Regions from separate parts of the Homo sapiens genome. Here region 1 is linked to region 2. The links are chromatin loops, found by intact Hi-C in ENCODE. Cell type or tissue: prostate gland. All regions are shown on one strand.

The links. Peaks named below come from ENCODE experiments on the same cell type or tissue, not always from the same donor. Only the 100,000 strongest peaks of a DNase experiment are listed, where the experiment ranks them.
Region 1: it touches region 2 in a loop (7-fold over the local background); 2 of 110 quality-filtered maps call a loop at or near these places.

What each region holds. Positions count from the first base shown.
Region 1 is chr10:91,804,428-91,812,427 of GRCh38, reverse strand. The region is part of intron 1 of TNKS2 (tankyrase 2); the gene reads right to left. It also overlaps the pseudogene SRP9P1. Among named protein-coding and RNA genes, the nearest start is that of TNKS2, 10 kb to the right of the region's middle. In prostate gland, no CTCF peak of the experiment used is centred here; no DNase peak of the experiment used is centred here.
Region 2 is chr10:91,377,911-91,385,910 of GRCh38, reverse strand. All of the region lies in intron 3 of HECTD2-AS1 (HECTD2 antisense RNA 1), which reads left to right. Among named protein-coding and RNA genes, the nearest start is that of HECTD2, 28 kb to the left of the region's middle. In prostate gland, no CTCF peak of the experiment used is centred here; DNase peaks (open chromatin) are centred at 4,100 and 4,540.

The DNA of each region.
Region 1 (8,000 bases), 430 kb before region 2:
TCCAGTGTCTTCAAAGGAGTCCCTACTTTGCCACTTGCAAAACGCATATATAACTTCTTTCCATGTAGGAGGCCTCCTTTAGGTACCAACATTCCACAGTTCTGCTCAACTGCCCCCAAATCAAATAAAACAAAAAAAGTCTGGTAATTTATTTATACTGGTTTACAGATCTAGCACCAATGAGTTTCAATCTCTTATCATTCCCATATATTAGTACTTAAAACCTTTTTACACCTAGCTTTGAAATGATAAGGCTTTCAGGCATATGTTAAAGCAGATGGAGTGGTCTACAATGTGTTTGGGTAGAGAGAAAGGAACTGCTCACTCTTCTGAAATTTTCTCCGTTCTATTCTTTTTTTTTTTTTTTTTGAGACGGAGTGTCGCTCTGTCGCCCAGGCTGGAGTGCGTGGCACGATCTCGGCTCACTGCAAGCTCCGCCTCCCGGGTTCATGCCATTCTCCTGCCTCAGCCTCCAGAGTAGCTGGGACTACAGGCACCCGCCACCATGCTTGGCTAATTTTTTGTATTTTTTAGTAGAGATGGGATTTCACCATGTTAGCCAGGATGGTCTCGATCTCCTGACCTCATGATCCACCCGCCTTGGTCTCCCAAAGTGCTGGGATTACAGGCGTGAGCCACTGCGCCCAGCCCTCCATTCTATTCTTAAAGCCACCAAGTCTGACTGTAGTTCTTCCAAGATGACCAGCAATGAGAACAGATAAGAAAGTAATGGTACAGTCTTTCTAAGGTCGATGCCTGGGGTTGGCCTGGTTGCAGCTGATGGAAGAGCTAAAGATAGTTGAAAAGATTAACTGTTTTTGTTTTGTTTTAACATTGCTGGGCTCTGTGGTCACAAAGATGAGTATCTTTGTATCTTTGATTCTTCCTCCTCTCAAAGAGCTCATAATTTAAGATATGAAGATTTTAAATTTCAATACAATATAATTGCTATGTATATATAAAGTGCTACTAGAGCTCAAAGAAGGGAACTCCTAAACTAGGGGAAAGCAGAGAACGGAAAAGACTTACCTAAGGCAATTCCAGTGATGACACCTGAGCTGAAAGCATACAGAAAAATAAGGGATGATTAGGAAAATGAGGAGGGAGAGGTGAGGGAAAGGAGATGAGCAAGGAAGGGTCCTGCAGTCCAAGCAGAAGAAACAAAACGTACACAGACATGGAGGTATGAAAGAATAAATGCTTGGGCTGGGCGCAGTGGCTCACGCCAGTAATCCCAGCACTTTGGGAGGCCCAGGTGGGCAGATCACGAGGTCAGGAGTTCGAGACCAGCCTGGCCAGCATGGTGAAACCCAGTCTCTACTAAAAATACAAAAAATTAGCTGGGCGTGGTGGCGCGTGCCTGTAATCCCAGCTACATGGGAAGCTGAGACAGAATTGCTTGAACCCGGCAGGTATAGGTTGCAGTGAGCCGAGATCACGTCACTGCACTCCAGCCTGGGGGTGACAGAGTGAGACTCCATCTCAAAAAAAAAAAAAAAAAAAAAAAGAAAAGAAAAGAGAGAAAGAAAAGAAAAAAGAAAAGAATAAACAAATGCTCCATAACAGCCAGGACACAGAATGCCAAAGTGGGCAGATGCTAGATCAGGAGTATGTCAGGCTGGCTGGGTGCGGTGGCTCATGCCTGTAATCCCAGCACTTTGGGAGGCCGAGGCGGGTGGATCACGAGGTCAGGAGATTGAGACCATCCTGGCTGACATGGTGAAACCCTGTCTCTACTAAAAATACAAAAAAAAAAAATTAGCTGGGCGTTGTGGCAGGTGCCTGTAGTCCCAGCTACTTGGGTGGTTGAGGCAGGAGAATGGCATGAACCTGGGAGGCAGAGCTTGCACTGAGCCAAGACCGGGCCACTGCACTCCAGCCTGGGAGACAGAGTGAGACTCCGTCTCAAAAAAACAAAACAAAACAAAACAACAACAATGAAAGGAGTATGTTAGGCTAAGGCAGCACCTGGCCTTTGTCCCATAAATTAGTGTTTTTCAAACTGTTTTCAGATAGCAGGGTTTTTTTTGTTGTTGTTGTTTTGTTTTTTGAGACAGAGTCTCACTCTGTCACCCAGGCTGGAGTGCAATGGCGTGATCTCGGCTCACTGCAACCTCTGCCTCCCAGGCTTAAGCGATTCTCCTGCCTTAGCTTCCTGAGTAGCTGGGACTACAGGTGTGCACCACCATGCCTGGCTAATTTTTTTGTATTTTTAGTAGACATGGGGTATTGCCATGTTGGCCAGGCTGGTCTCGAACTTCTGACCTCAAGTAATCCTCAGCCTCCCAAAGTGTGGGGATTACAGGCACAAGCCACCGCACTGGGCCCAGTCAGATTTCAATTAGATCTTATTTAAGATTATAATAAGTGCAGGTCATGTTTACTGCTAAATACCCAATGCCTAGTACATAGTTGGCATTCATAGAACTGCAAATTAATTGAATAAAATAAAAACTATTCTGGTTGAATCCTCCTTCTTCCCCTCACAAAGACCCAAAAGAAAATATTCCTGTATCCCTGAGCACCTCTTAGAAACAGTTTGAAAAATACTGCTACAACACATCATTAGTTACAGAATGATGTGTTTAGGGCAGTGACTATTTGCCTTTTTTTTTCTTTAAAGAAAGATCACCTTGGCAATTGCGTGAATAAATGAATCAAATGCAGAGACAGGCAGTAGATAGGTCCTTAAGGTTTTAGAATGCTATGTGCCATAGTCTAGGTGACAGATGATAAGGGCTAAGATTTTTTTTTTTTTTTTTGAGACAGAGTCCCGCTGTTTAGCCCAGGCCGGATTGCAGTGGCGCAATCTCGGCTCACTGCAAGCTCCGCCTCCCAGGTTCACGCCATTCTCCTGCCTCAGCCTCCCGAGTAGCTGGGACTACAGGCGCCCGCCACCACGCCCAGCTAATTTTTTGTATTTTTAGTAGAGACGGGGTTTCACCGTGTTAGCCAAGATGGTCTCGATCTCCTGACCTTGTGATCCGCCCGCCTCGGCCTCCCAAAGTGCTGGGATTACAGGCGTGAGCCACCGCGCCCAGCCCAGATGATAAGGGCTAAGATTAAGACTGATTTGGTTAGGATAGTATACCCACATGGTTCATGTGAACACCATAGGTAATACTCACATGGCTGGTGAAGCCTTCCTCCCACCCCTATTCCCAGCTTCCCAGTTCCCTTCCTTCTGGTTACCACTTTTTTTCACATACGTTGAAGTTATTTTATATACATGCAAGCAAACATCTGCTAATATATATCTTTAAAGATAGTGTTTACATCTTCCTTTCTTAAAAAACATCTATTATTAATAATATCCCAGAAATCAACTCCTATCAGTATTTTATATATTTTCTTGATTGGGAGTATCAAAATGTAACTAGTTCCATTCTCATACATAGTTAGGTTGTTTCCAATCTTACTACTATACACACTACTGCCAAGGTTTTTGGCCTCAGTAATGGAAGAGTGAAGTTGCCATCAACAGCAATGGGGGCAAGGCTGCAGATGAAAATAGGTTTGTGGCAGAAGATGAAGAGTCCAAGTTTTAGACATGTCATATCTCACTGAGGGCTTATTGCTTCCTCTACCTAATTTCTAAATATTGGGATTCCTCAAGACTCAGTTCTCTAACCTCTTTTTAGATAATCTTATCTGATCCCATGGCTTTAAATACCACCTAGATACACAACCCTCAGATTTAAATCTCCAGTCTACACTTTTCACCCAAATTCCAGAATGTTTGCTTAACATATTTCCTTCTGGATATTTTAAAGGTATCTCAAACTCAACACGTTTCCAACTTCTATTTCCACTGACATTACCTTACTCCAACCACTATCACCTCCAGCATAAGCTCCTGCAATGTCTCCCCTAAATAGGTCTCTCATTTCCACTTGTCTCTAGTGACCTTTTAAAAATAATAATATCACAGCCCTGTTTAAAATAATTCCTTGGCTTCCCACTGATGCTCTCAGAATAAAATTCAAACACTCTACTATGGCCTTAAAAGCTCCTTCATGAACTGGCCCTCAACTTCTTCTCTAATTTCATTTCACACGATTCTTCCCTTTCCCAACTATAATATACTTTCAGTTTGTCAAGTATGTCAGCGACTTGGTACATGCCACCCTTCTGCTTGGAATGCTCTTCCCTTGCACAAAGCATCCTCACTTCTACTCATTACCTGGTTTGTTTAAATGTCACCTCCTTAAGAAGGCTATCCCTGACCATCCCATCTAAAATAGTCCCTTCTGCCCATCCACATTTTTTCCTATCTTCACACCATTTAGTTGGTCTATCTCCCACCTCCTTCACTAGAATGCAAGCTCCATACAACAGGGATTTTTGTCTTTGCTGTTCATAGCAGTATTTGTCACTTATTAAAATTTGTAATTACTGCCTTATTTTCTAGACTCTTTTTTTTTTTTTTTTTGAGACAGAGTCTCGCTCTGTCCCCCAGGCTGAAGTGCAGTGGCCCAATCTCAGCTCACTGCAAGCTCTGCCTCCCGGGTTCATGCCATTCTCCTGCTTCAGCCTCCAGAGTAGCTGGGGCTACAGGTGCCCGCCACCACGCCTGGCTAATTTTTTTTGTATTTTTAGTAAAGGGGGGGTTTCACCATGTTAGCCAGGATGGTCTCGATCTCCTGACCTCGTGAGCCGCTCGCCTCGGCCTCCCGAAGTGCTGGGATTACAGGCATGAGCCACTGCGCCCGGCATTTTCTAGACTCTTAGTTCCATGAAGGACAAGAGCCATGTGCATCTTAATTCATCACTACTTCCCCAGCATCCTTTAGAGTACATGGTACAGAGCAATTTGTTGACATTTGCTGAATTAAGGTATCACAGTATATGAAAAGGAGTCTGAGAAGTAAAGCTAAGAAAGAATGGCATTGCAGGACTCGCGTCGGTTGGCGACTCCCGGACGTAGGTAGTTTGTTGGGCCGGGTTCTGAGGCCTTGCTTCTCTTTACTTTTCCACTCTAGGCCACGATGCCGCAGTACCAGACCTGGGAGGAGTTCAGCCGCGCTGCCGAGAAGCTTTACCTCGCTGACCCTATGAAGGCACGTGTGGTTCTCAAATATAGGCATTCTGATGGGAACTTGTGTGTTAAAGTAACAGATGATTTAGTTTGTTTGGTGTATAAAACAGACCAAGCTCAAGATGTAAAGAAGATTGAGAAATTCCACAGTCAACTAATGCGACTTATGGTAGCCAAGGAAGCCCGCAATGTTACCATGGAAACTGAGTGAATGGTTTGAAATGAAGACTTTGTCGTGTACTTAGGAAGTAAATATCTTTTGAATTAGAGAAAGTGTTGGGACAGAAAGTACTTTATGTAACTAAGTGGACTGTTCAGAAGCTTAGAGGTCATTTTTTGTAATTTTCTTTTTAATGTTTACTTTAGAGAGCTAGGGATGCAAATGTTTTCAGTTAGAAAGCCTTTATTTACTTTTGGAAACTGAACAAGAAATGCATCTGTCTTAGAAACTGGAGATTATTTGATGTTAGGTAAAACATGTAATTGTTTCTCTGGCAAATTTGTATCAGTAATTTGAAAATGAGATATTAGGAAAAACCAATTCTTCTTAAATTTAGTTCATCTTTCCTTAAAAGAACATTAAATGTAACCATTTTGTCAGATCCATGTATTTTGGAGCATAAAATGTATGCTGTTGTGACCAATAAATATAAAATATGGTAATTGGAATTAACCCCACACCATAGTATGCATTGTTATACATACTGTGTACCTAATTATGTATAGCAGTGTAGTCTCAATTATATCTAAAAGTAATTGTGACTAACAAGTATGCTTTGCCTTATTTCCACATTTAAAGTACCTGTTAATATAAGGGATTTGTAGTATCAGCTTGTTGAGCAATGACTTTGAATCTAGTTTTCAGTGATCAGAAGCAGCATTTATTTGAGTGTATGAATGGAATGATGATCACTGTGCTATAATGTACTGAAACCACCATATTACAGAAATATTTACTACATATTTTCCATCTGTAGTTTCTCAGAAGGGCTATGGATTAGTTTGAACTGTCAAATCCTTGCATACTTCTGTGACACCCCTGCCCATTTTCTGTCTTTAATTAACCAAGGTGTTAGGTGTTACTGTCACAACTGTTATGTTTTCCAGTAAACTAGAAGTACGATATTTGATAATTATATTTGTATCCTAAATTTCACCACCTAAATGTAATGTTGATTCCTCAAGAATGAAATGAAGGCACTACATTGAAATATGTTTTGTATAAATTTGTCATGTTGAACAACATTTTAGCATGGTAAGTTCCCTTAGCTATATGAATTTTGGCATGTTTCAGAGAGATCAGTAAATAAAATATTAGATAAAATATAAAAAAAAAAAAAAAAAAAAGAGAAAGAATGGCATTGCAGAAGCCAAGTAGGAAAATGTCAGAGGGGAAGGTCAGCTCTTGCTGTCATTAGCCCTGACTTCAGCCTTCCTTCCTGATCACTTCCTGGGCATTGCTGATCACACTGTCCTCCCCAAGTAGGTTATCTACAGTTGCCCTAATCTATGGTTCTGCTATCCCAACCACTTAGCACCCACCTGCAGGAAGTGCTTTTAGAAAAAGGCTTCTTAAATTGGAGAGTAAGAGAAAAAGAATCAAAATAAAGAAAAACCTGTAAAGCTACCTCTATAAAGTTATTTGATGTACCCAAGCATTTTAGAATAAGGATTACTATTCTTCAGCAGTAATAAGCATATCTGAAGTAATCAAAATGGTGACTCACAGGTTAACTCCCCCAGAAAGGAGAGTTAGATGTGCACAGAAATAGCTGGAGTAAAATAACTAGCTGTTATGAGAGACAGTGTCAACTGGGAAGATATCTGTCCCAAAGGATTGGTGATCTAAAGGAAGGTCAAGTAGTAGCCTTCTGTCAAAATAAGGCTGGAAAGAGAAGAGGGTTGCATGAAATCAGAGTTAAAGAGAAAGACATAACTGAAACTGAAGTTTTAGCTGAGGCGATCGATATGGGTAGAATGGGTAAAGTGATTATATCCACATAGTTACCAACATTCCAAGACACAGACTTCTGTGTCAATGTCTGTATCAACATGATTCCCTAGTCATTAAGATGTCTGAAACCAGTCTGGTGACTGATAGTAGAGGTATGATTTTACAGTCACACTGTAAGGACTACAATATGTGAGTGAATGTAATCTGCTATGCTGAGACAGTAGATTAATAGTCTGAGATTTTAATGTTTGAAGCCACATCTTGGGCACTTAAAGGAAATTATTTGGAGGCAGTCAATAGGTAGCTATGTTTAAAAAAAAAAAAAAAAGTTGCTTGGAGTTTGGCGAAATCTTTAGATTGAAGATACTTCCTGGCTGGGCACTGTGGCTCACACCTGTAATCCCAGCACTTTGGGAGACAGAGGTGGGTGGATCACCTGAGGTCAGGAATTCGAGACCACCATAGCCAACATGGTGAAACCCTGTTTCTACTAAAAATATAAAAATTAGCCAGGCGTGGTGGTACATACCTGTAATCCCAGCTACTCGGGAGGCTGAAGCAGGAGGCAGGAGAATTGCTTGAACCTGGGAGGTGGAGGTTGAAGTGAGCCAAGATCGCACCACTGCACTCCAGCCTGGGCGACAAGAGTGAAACTCTGTGCCTCACCCCCACAACCCCCAAAAAACCATACTTCCCAAACTGAGGAGTAATCCTTGATAAAATCTCTATTGTTATGGTCTCAAGAATAGTTCAAAGTACTTCTGTTAAGCACCAATTTCTGGAAGAAAAAATGCTCTGCAGGGTATATTCTGATCATGTTCTCACTGGCCAGGTAGAACATGAATAGGCATATCATCAGAGTCAATGTAAATCTCCATATTCTAAGGATCTCTTTATGAGGAACCAGAAGCCTAAATAAAGTTGGTAGTCATGGCTGCTCAGGACACACTGTAGTTTATTTTGTAATTATGGAACAGCACTCAACTTCAAACACTGTTCTACTTGTGA
Region 2 (8,000 bases):
CCTCACTTCATCTCATTGCATCACGCACACCATATTTTATCATCCCACATCATCACAAGAAGGTGAGTGCAGTACAATAAGGTATTTTGAAAGACAGCAAGAGACCTCATCCACATAACTGTTTAATGGTATCTTGTTAGAGTTGTTCTATTTTATTATTAGCTATTGTTATTAATCTCTTACGGTGTCTAAGTTATAAACTAAACTTTATCACAGATACGTATGTATAGGAACAAACATAGTGCACATAAGTTTCTGGACTGTCTGTGGTTTCAGGCATCCACTGGCGGTCTTGGAACGTATGCCCCGTGGATAAGGGGGATTACTGTACTGTAGTGAGATAAAGGAACACAGAGCTTCCAAGCCCGGATGGTGACAGTTGTGCTACAAGATGCACAGCAGACTTTCTCTCTCCCTAACTTGGGAAGGGTTGAATTCTCTAGCCTTGATTACTGGCATGAACAACCAAACATTTACATTTTTAGAGTCTTTTTTTGGGTGAATGTTTGGTGTGTAGAACTCTTCCTCCAAGGATAATTTTAGCATGAAAAGTGCACCAAATTATTTCATATCCTGACAAGTTTCAAAATATGAGTGGGTGAGTAAGGAAGAGGGTTTATTCATGCTCAGGAAATAACAATGGTGTCAGTACAATCCAAGAGGTTTGGAAAAAGTGTACATACACATGTACACAATCACACACACACATATGCACTCTCACTTCCCAGAAAATTGAAATTAATTTTAGCACATTGAAATTATGTTACTTGGGTGTTTCTTTTAAATGCCAAGGAATAAATTACTTTGGCATTATAGACAAACAGTTCTAATCCACAGAAAAGAAGGCATAGAGTTTGGGCTTACAAAGTATTATAGCAGAATTACTGTTGCAAATGCAACATCTTTCCCCAATATACCACCCCCTTCTTTCCTGGGGCTTTCCCTCATGGAACACCAAAATATCAATAGGGCAAGTAAGGTAGAGATTCAGGGTATATACCAATTATCCTGTGTGGTTGCAGAATACACATTTGCAAGGGCAAAATGAAACAGCCCGAAAGAATAAGTACACATCTAATTTGCAGAAATAATTACTCATATTTTCTGGCATTCCTCATTCTTCTCCTTTTCATTTTTTTCCTCCTACCTCCCAAGTTTTGAGAAAAGAATACAAGATGTAGTTTTTATGTACAATACCTTCTCAGGTGGGCTGCCACTGCCCTTGGTAGCAAGTAAAATAGTAGACTTGAAGTGACTGCTCTATTTCGGTATATTTTGCAGAGTACAAAACAATGTAAGATCTCAGTTTAATAGTTCTATGCACTTACATAATGAGAGTTAATCTACTAATACATGCAAGTTTAAATCGGGGAAATTTCATTTCTAAATGACAGGGGAAAGTAGACTATCTCTTACAATTTGAGAATTCACACCTTTTTTCTTTGACCTCAGTTCCTGACATATACATAGTAGTAAAATAAAAATGACCCACACTCCCACAGCATGGAGATGACTACCATATGCACACATCACATGCATGACCTTGGGAGGGCTGTGGGGAGGTGGTCTCCAGGCCAAGGCTGCAAGTTTGCCCACGCACTGTGTGTGCTGGCACTTGGCTGGAGTGGAGCACCGCTGCGTGTTCTACACTTCACAGCCCACAGCTTTAAAGCAGGAGCAAAAAGAAGCAAATGGAAGTACACTGGAACTAGGAAGAATAGCCTCCCCCTCTGACAGCATACCCCAGCACCTGCATTGATAAAGCTTAACAGTGTGTTTGCTGCAAAGGAAAAATGCTTAAAGGGTCCAGTTGTGTTATCCCAGAGCAGGTAATGAGGAGTGTATTTGGAGGTGAGGGGCAATAAATTGATAACTGGTCTACCACCCAAGCAGAAGGGAGGAAGGAAGGCTGCCCAGACACTGACTTTGGATGACTTGAGGAAGGCCAGTTTCACAGAAAAGCAGGCTTCCTTTCTCTGGTTTCCCAGGGCAGAGGCTCTGAGTCCCTGAGAACTCTTAGCCCCTCATTATCTAGCCTTGGAAGCCTAATTTGTCTGGAATATCTCTCTCACAATTCCCATTTGCTCAGTCACTTACCAAACTTTCAAAGAACTTCCCACAAGGTGGAAAGAAAACAAAAAGTGACTCTCCAATGCTTGTGATCTGTGGGGCCCTAGGAACCTGAGCCCTGGCAAGACTCTCTTTTCCTCCTTTGGTTAGAGCAGGTATCTTCCCAGGCACACTGGAGATCCTCAGAGCCACTTGCTGGTCCTTTGCCTCCTAGGCCTCTCCCATATCAAATTCTCCAGAGCTGCTCTTCTCCACCTTCCCTATATCTGCAGTTTCCTAAGCTTTACTCCAAGTCCCCTCTCTTGGTAGGTGACCTGGCCATCTATTTTATCAAGATTTCAGGCCAAATGGTTTCACCTTCTTAGACTTCTCTTTCCTTTGTCTCAAATGTTCTTCTTCTTCTTCTTCTTTTTTTCATCCTTGAAGAAGAAATACTCCTCCTTGTGGTGCCCACCACAGCCCTGCCGAGTGGACAGTGGGCAGGATCTTGCCTTTGAGCCACAGATGATTACAGTATGACTCAAAGCTAGACCATTTTTTTGGCCAAGACTGGACAATCTAGTTCTCCCATTGAAAAATTAAATAAACTCAAAGATGATAAGTAACTCCTGTCTACAGGCTTGACCCCAAAACTGCTGTGGAGTCAGGATTGTGACTGACCATCTGGGCCACACGCTAGGGAAGCAGAGAGTAGAAGGAGGATGAAGCAGGGAAGCAGAGACCAGAAAAAGACAGTCTGTGGCCCCAGAGTGAACAAGATGGTGGAAATGGCTTCCAAAGCACTGTCCAGGTCCTGTGAGGCTGCATCTCCAAACTTGGCTTCTGGAAAATTACTTAAATTATGTCAGTATCTTCCAATTTTCACTTGTGCTAGTTTGAATGAGTGTCTTTTTTAGGCTAACTTTCTGCTTTGTCTCTTTCTTGGCCAAGGCTCTCGACCTTGACATTATAAACATTTTGGGCAAGATAATTTGTTGTTGGGAGAGGTGTGTCCTATGATTGCAGGTTGCTTTAGCAGAATCACAGGTCTCTGCCCACTAGATGCCAGCCTCTCCCCACAACCCTACCCCAGTTCTGACAACCAAAAATATCTCCAGGATTCCCAAGCCTCCATCCAGGAGGATGCCAAGAATCGGGGGGCTGCCCTGCTCTGTGCAGTTTGGGGCCTTGGAGATGCAGTGGGCAGGGAAGTTAGGTGTAGGGCTTTGGCCTGGTGAACAAGTAGAGCACAGCAGGGGCTGCTCAGAGTGTGGACTGAGTTTTTCTGGTATTTTGTGTGTATGCTGCCTTTCTTTTCTAACCAATAGCTGGTTTTGCCTGTGACACCATGCTCAGTGCTCTCTCTATCCCAGCTGCCCACTTGAAGCATCGCAAGGTTTGAAGTTGGCATTTTAAAACAAGGCAGAATTCAGAAGAGAGCATAGGTGAGGCTACTTCAGGAAGCTATGGGGCTGAAGTTTTGGGGCACTGTACCAAGAAGGGCCTGAACGCAGATAAGAGTCTGAGATGAGATCAGTTCAGGTGGAGCTGGTTATTGAGATCCATTGAGATCTGGGAAGGGGAGCCTGGATCTGACTGCCCTAGTAGGACTCGGAGCCAACCAGTGAGATGATGAAAGTGTTTCATGAAGATCACTTTAGTAGGGAGAGGGAAGACCCAACACAAAAATCAGAGCCTCTCCATAGCTGGAATGTGAGATAATGAGGGTTAGAATGATGACTGTGACAAGAGAAATTGGCAGAACATGATGACAAATTTGATAGTGAGAATAAAGGAGAGGATTAAATAATAGGTTACAAAAGAAAAGAAGCTGTGTGGGGCTGTCTCTAATCTATTGAGGTGAATATCTTGAAGGGCAACCTGACAGACACTGCCACTGTTAAGAGCCCAAGTCTGCCTGGGAAGAAAGATGGGTCTAATCTAGTGTGCCTTTTCTTCTGTTCTTTAACTTGAATGTGATGCAGTATGAATGCTGAGGCATGTGGCTCAGGCAATTCACAGAGGTTTCGCCCGAGAAGCCAGCTGGCTGCCAACACACAGTACAGAGTGACATTCATTTGTGGTGAATTGGACACAGCGATGGGTCTGGCTTTAACCCTGTTGGCAAGATGAGTTTTTCTCTCTCCCCCATTTCCTTTCCCAGGACCACGGCACACACCCAACTGCCCTCTGGGGTCAGGCGTGCACTAAGTGAGGATAACAGAAAGGGGTCTTTTTGTCATGCCAGACCAAAAGAGCTGTAAACTGTCTGTAGCTCTATCACAGGGGGCTGGTGGGGGGTGGTGGGGGAAGAAAAGAAAAAAAGATGGAGTGGCATGATTGACAACAACTTCAAGCCAAGGAGGGGAAGAGATAAGATCAGAGACTGGGAACAGAGCGGTTTAATAGGCTGAGAGGTGGTAGGGAACAAGGAGCATTTGATAAATGAGAGCGGCTCCCCAGGGCACTGGGAGAGCGGGGACGGTGTGGGTGGCCCTGGAAATTGCAGACAAAGGCCAGGCAGGGGTGGAGCTCTAGGGAGGGTAGACACTGTTGGGATCAGAGCAGGAAGTTACTGTTCTGAACATTCTTCTGTATGTGAGACTGATCAGCTCCACTTTCATTTGCACCGTGAGAAACTGCTTTTCAGGAGAGACCTGTAGTAACCAAAGCCACAGAAATAAAAATGTAAGCGTAATGCCAATGTATTGATTTTGTAATGAGAAAGAGCTGTCAACAGAGCAGAGTGCTCATGTCAGCAGATCTGTCAATTATCTCCCTGCAGGCAAGCCACAAGGGATGCCAAATTATGGCCAGAAGGTTGTAGATAAGCTCAGAACCAGAACAAGGGTAGCAGCTACATAATTCACGGCAGGGATGCAACCTGCACAGAGATCAGCTATCTTCTGGACAGTATTTAGGTGACCCCAGCAACTTTTGCAACTTTAAATTTTCCCTTTTTATTGTCTAGGCCACTGAAAACAACCTGCATCTAAATTTACTGGGGAATTTAAATATTCAGATTCCAAGGTATCATTCCAAACTTTTCAGAATCAAAATCTCAAGGGAGAAGCCCTAGAATCTACATTTTTCATAAACTTTACAGAATTTATGAAGGCTAACTGTAGTTCTAGGCTAACCATTCACTTTCTTTTCAGTCTTTTCTCAAGTGGAGTACATTTGATTCATGAGTTTTGTCCAGTTGAACTAACTCTATGAGGTCTGGGGAGATAATAGCGCATTCCTTCTTCTCTTTGGTTCTAATCCATTAAATGATAAATACTAAAAGGTAAATGAGAATCTAAGTGTCAGTTGTTGGTTTGTTTGTTTGTCCGTTTAGTGTTTTGGTTGAGATGGGGTCTTACTATGTTGCCCAGGCTGGTCTTGAACTCCTGGGCTCAAGGTCTTCTCCAGCCTCAGCCTTATCAAAGTACTGGGATTACAGGTGTGAGCCATTGTGCCTGGCCTAAGTGTCAGTTTTATTTAGTAGTCACTGGTCATGCTTAGATTGACAAATGGGCTGAGGCCTCTCAGCTCTCTGTTAGGAGTTAGATCTTGGGGCTTTTGCAGGCCTGAAGCTGGAGAATGGTAGAGAGGCCCTGCCAGGGGGGATTTTTTGCACAGAGAGTGGAGATAGGGCCAGTTACCTACGCATAGGTCCAGAGGAAGTGAGAGATAAAATGCCAAAGCTATGGTGGAATGTGGAAACACTGCCTTGTAGACAGGTGTGACCTTGTGACTTCCTCTTCCTTGTTTGCTGTCCCCAAGAGGGGCCAGTGCTGATAGAGTTCCCCTATAGAATCCCATGGAAATTCTACTTCCTGGAGCTACTCTAAATTGGATTCCACTTGACTTCTCCATTAATTTTAGACCTTACATAGTTTGGATATTTGTCCCTGCCACAATCTCATGTTGAGCTGTAATCCCCAGTGCTGGAATTGGGGCCTAGTAGGAGATGTTTGGATCATGGGTTGTGGATCCCTCATGGTTTGGTGCGGTCTTCATGATAGCAACTGAGTTCTCATGCGATATGGTCATTTAAAGGTTTTGGCACCTCTCCCCCTCCTCTCACTTGCCCCTGCTTTCACCATGTGAATTTCCTGCCTGTGCTTTGCCTTCTGCCGTGATGAAAAGCTCTCTGAGGCTTCACCAGAAGTTGAGCAAATGCCAGCACCATGCTTCCTGTAAAGCCTGCAGAACCATATGTCAATTAAACCTCTTTCTTTTTTTAATTGCCCAGTCTCAGGTTTTTCTTTAGCAATGCAAGAACAGCCTAATACAAGACCTCGCTTCTCCAGCCCAGTTTTTGGCTTAGCTCTTTCCTCCAGCTCAGTTTCTCCCATTGTCTTGAGTGAGGACTCCTGTTTCTCTTCTGCCATCAAGGAAGTATACTCAGGCTCTGACCCTTCAGCCACCCCTCTAGGAAGACCACTAGTAATGGTTGGTGGGGGGTGGGGGGTTGGGGGGCAGTGGGGAGCTGGGCACAGGCTGGACCTTGTTCTCAGTCACCTCTTCTTGGCCTCCTTCTGAAGCTACCTTCCCGATGATGGAGAGTTGGAGAACGATTCTTCAGTTAAGGGAAGAGGGCGACTTGTACTTGCTCCCTAGACTCTTCAAAAAGCTCTGTCAGTGGTTTTGCCACAACATTCAAAGTGAGCCTCAGGAAGACAGGGCCTAAATCAGCCTGAAAGGGTCAGGATTGTTCTCCACAGATGCTCTTCATGATGGAGTAGGAGCAGAGCTGCCCAGTGTGCTTGTGCAGCTTGTGGGGCAGCCCGCTGTAGGAACTCACTGGTCAGTGGGGAGAAGGATGCAGTGTTCCTGAAATAGAAGGGCATGTTTAGGAAACTGCAAAGACTTAGATAGAGCAAAAGCCAGGAAACAAGTGGTGTGAGTCAAAGTCAAAATGTGGACAGGGGTTGCATTCTGATGGACATTCTGTTATCCCAAGCTAGAAAGTTTGGGTTTCATCCTGTGGTCAGTGGTCTCCAAAGTGGTTCTGTCCAACCCTCACTGGGGATGTGCAAGCTGAACTACTGGGGTGTGGAAAGAAAACCTAAATGCAATTACATTCATTTGAACGAAATCAATTTTACTGTGGTATCTTGTGTTATCTGTTTCATCTAAAAAAAGTAGAAATAAAAGAAACATTCCTAAACTAAAATGTATAGATTGGCCATGGCCCTCTCACTTAGTCCATCTGTCCAATATGTCACATATAGACCAAGAAGTATCATGAGTGAAGAGTGAGGGTTGGAGCTCTGTAACCCAGAGCTCTCATTAGTTCCTTTGGTCTTTGTTTGCTTTCAGCATATAGCACATATTAAAATTTATATTGCCTGGTTAAATGGACTTACTGATTATATTCTGTCTAAACTAACTTTAAAAAATGGGTACATGGCTTAATATAATGTTGCAAAGAAATTACAGATTACTAAAAAGCTTTTTTTTTTTTTTTTGCAAAATGGGCTGAGATACAAATAGCTCACAGCAAATAGCTTTTAACTATATGAAAAGATATTCAGTCTGGCTCACAGCAATAAATGCAAATTAAAACCACACAAAGATACCACTTCCCACCTATCAGATTGGCAAAAATCCAGCAGTTTGACTCAGTACTCTGCTGGTAAGGTTGTGGGGGAAGCCAGCACTCATACTTTGCAGGGGGAAATGAAAAAAGGTACTGTCTCTATGGAGAGGATTTTACATTATCTAGTATAAGCAGATAAACCTGAAATATTTTGTCAAACCAGATAGAAGGGAAACTATCAAAGACTACTGGGGCCATGTCAAAAGGGTGGAGGAGTCATCTTGAATAAGCTCCACTGATCAGAGATAGGACAAATCAAACATTAACAAGAATCATAAGTGCAATGGATTGAAATACATGAAATATGTTTAAATCCATGAGTTCATAGTGATACAAAAAAATCTTTGGTTACATTTGGAGA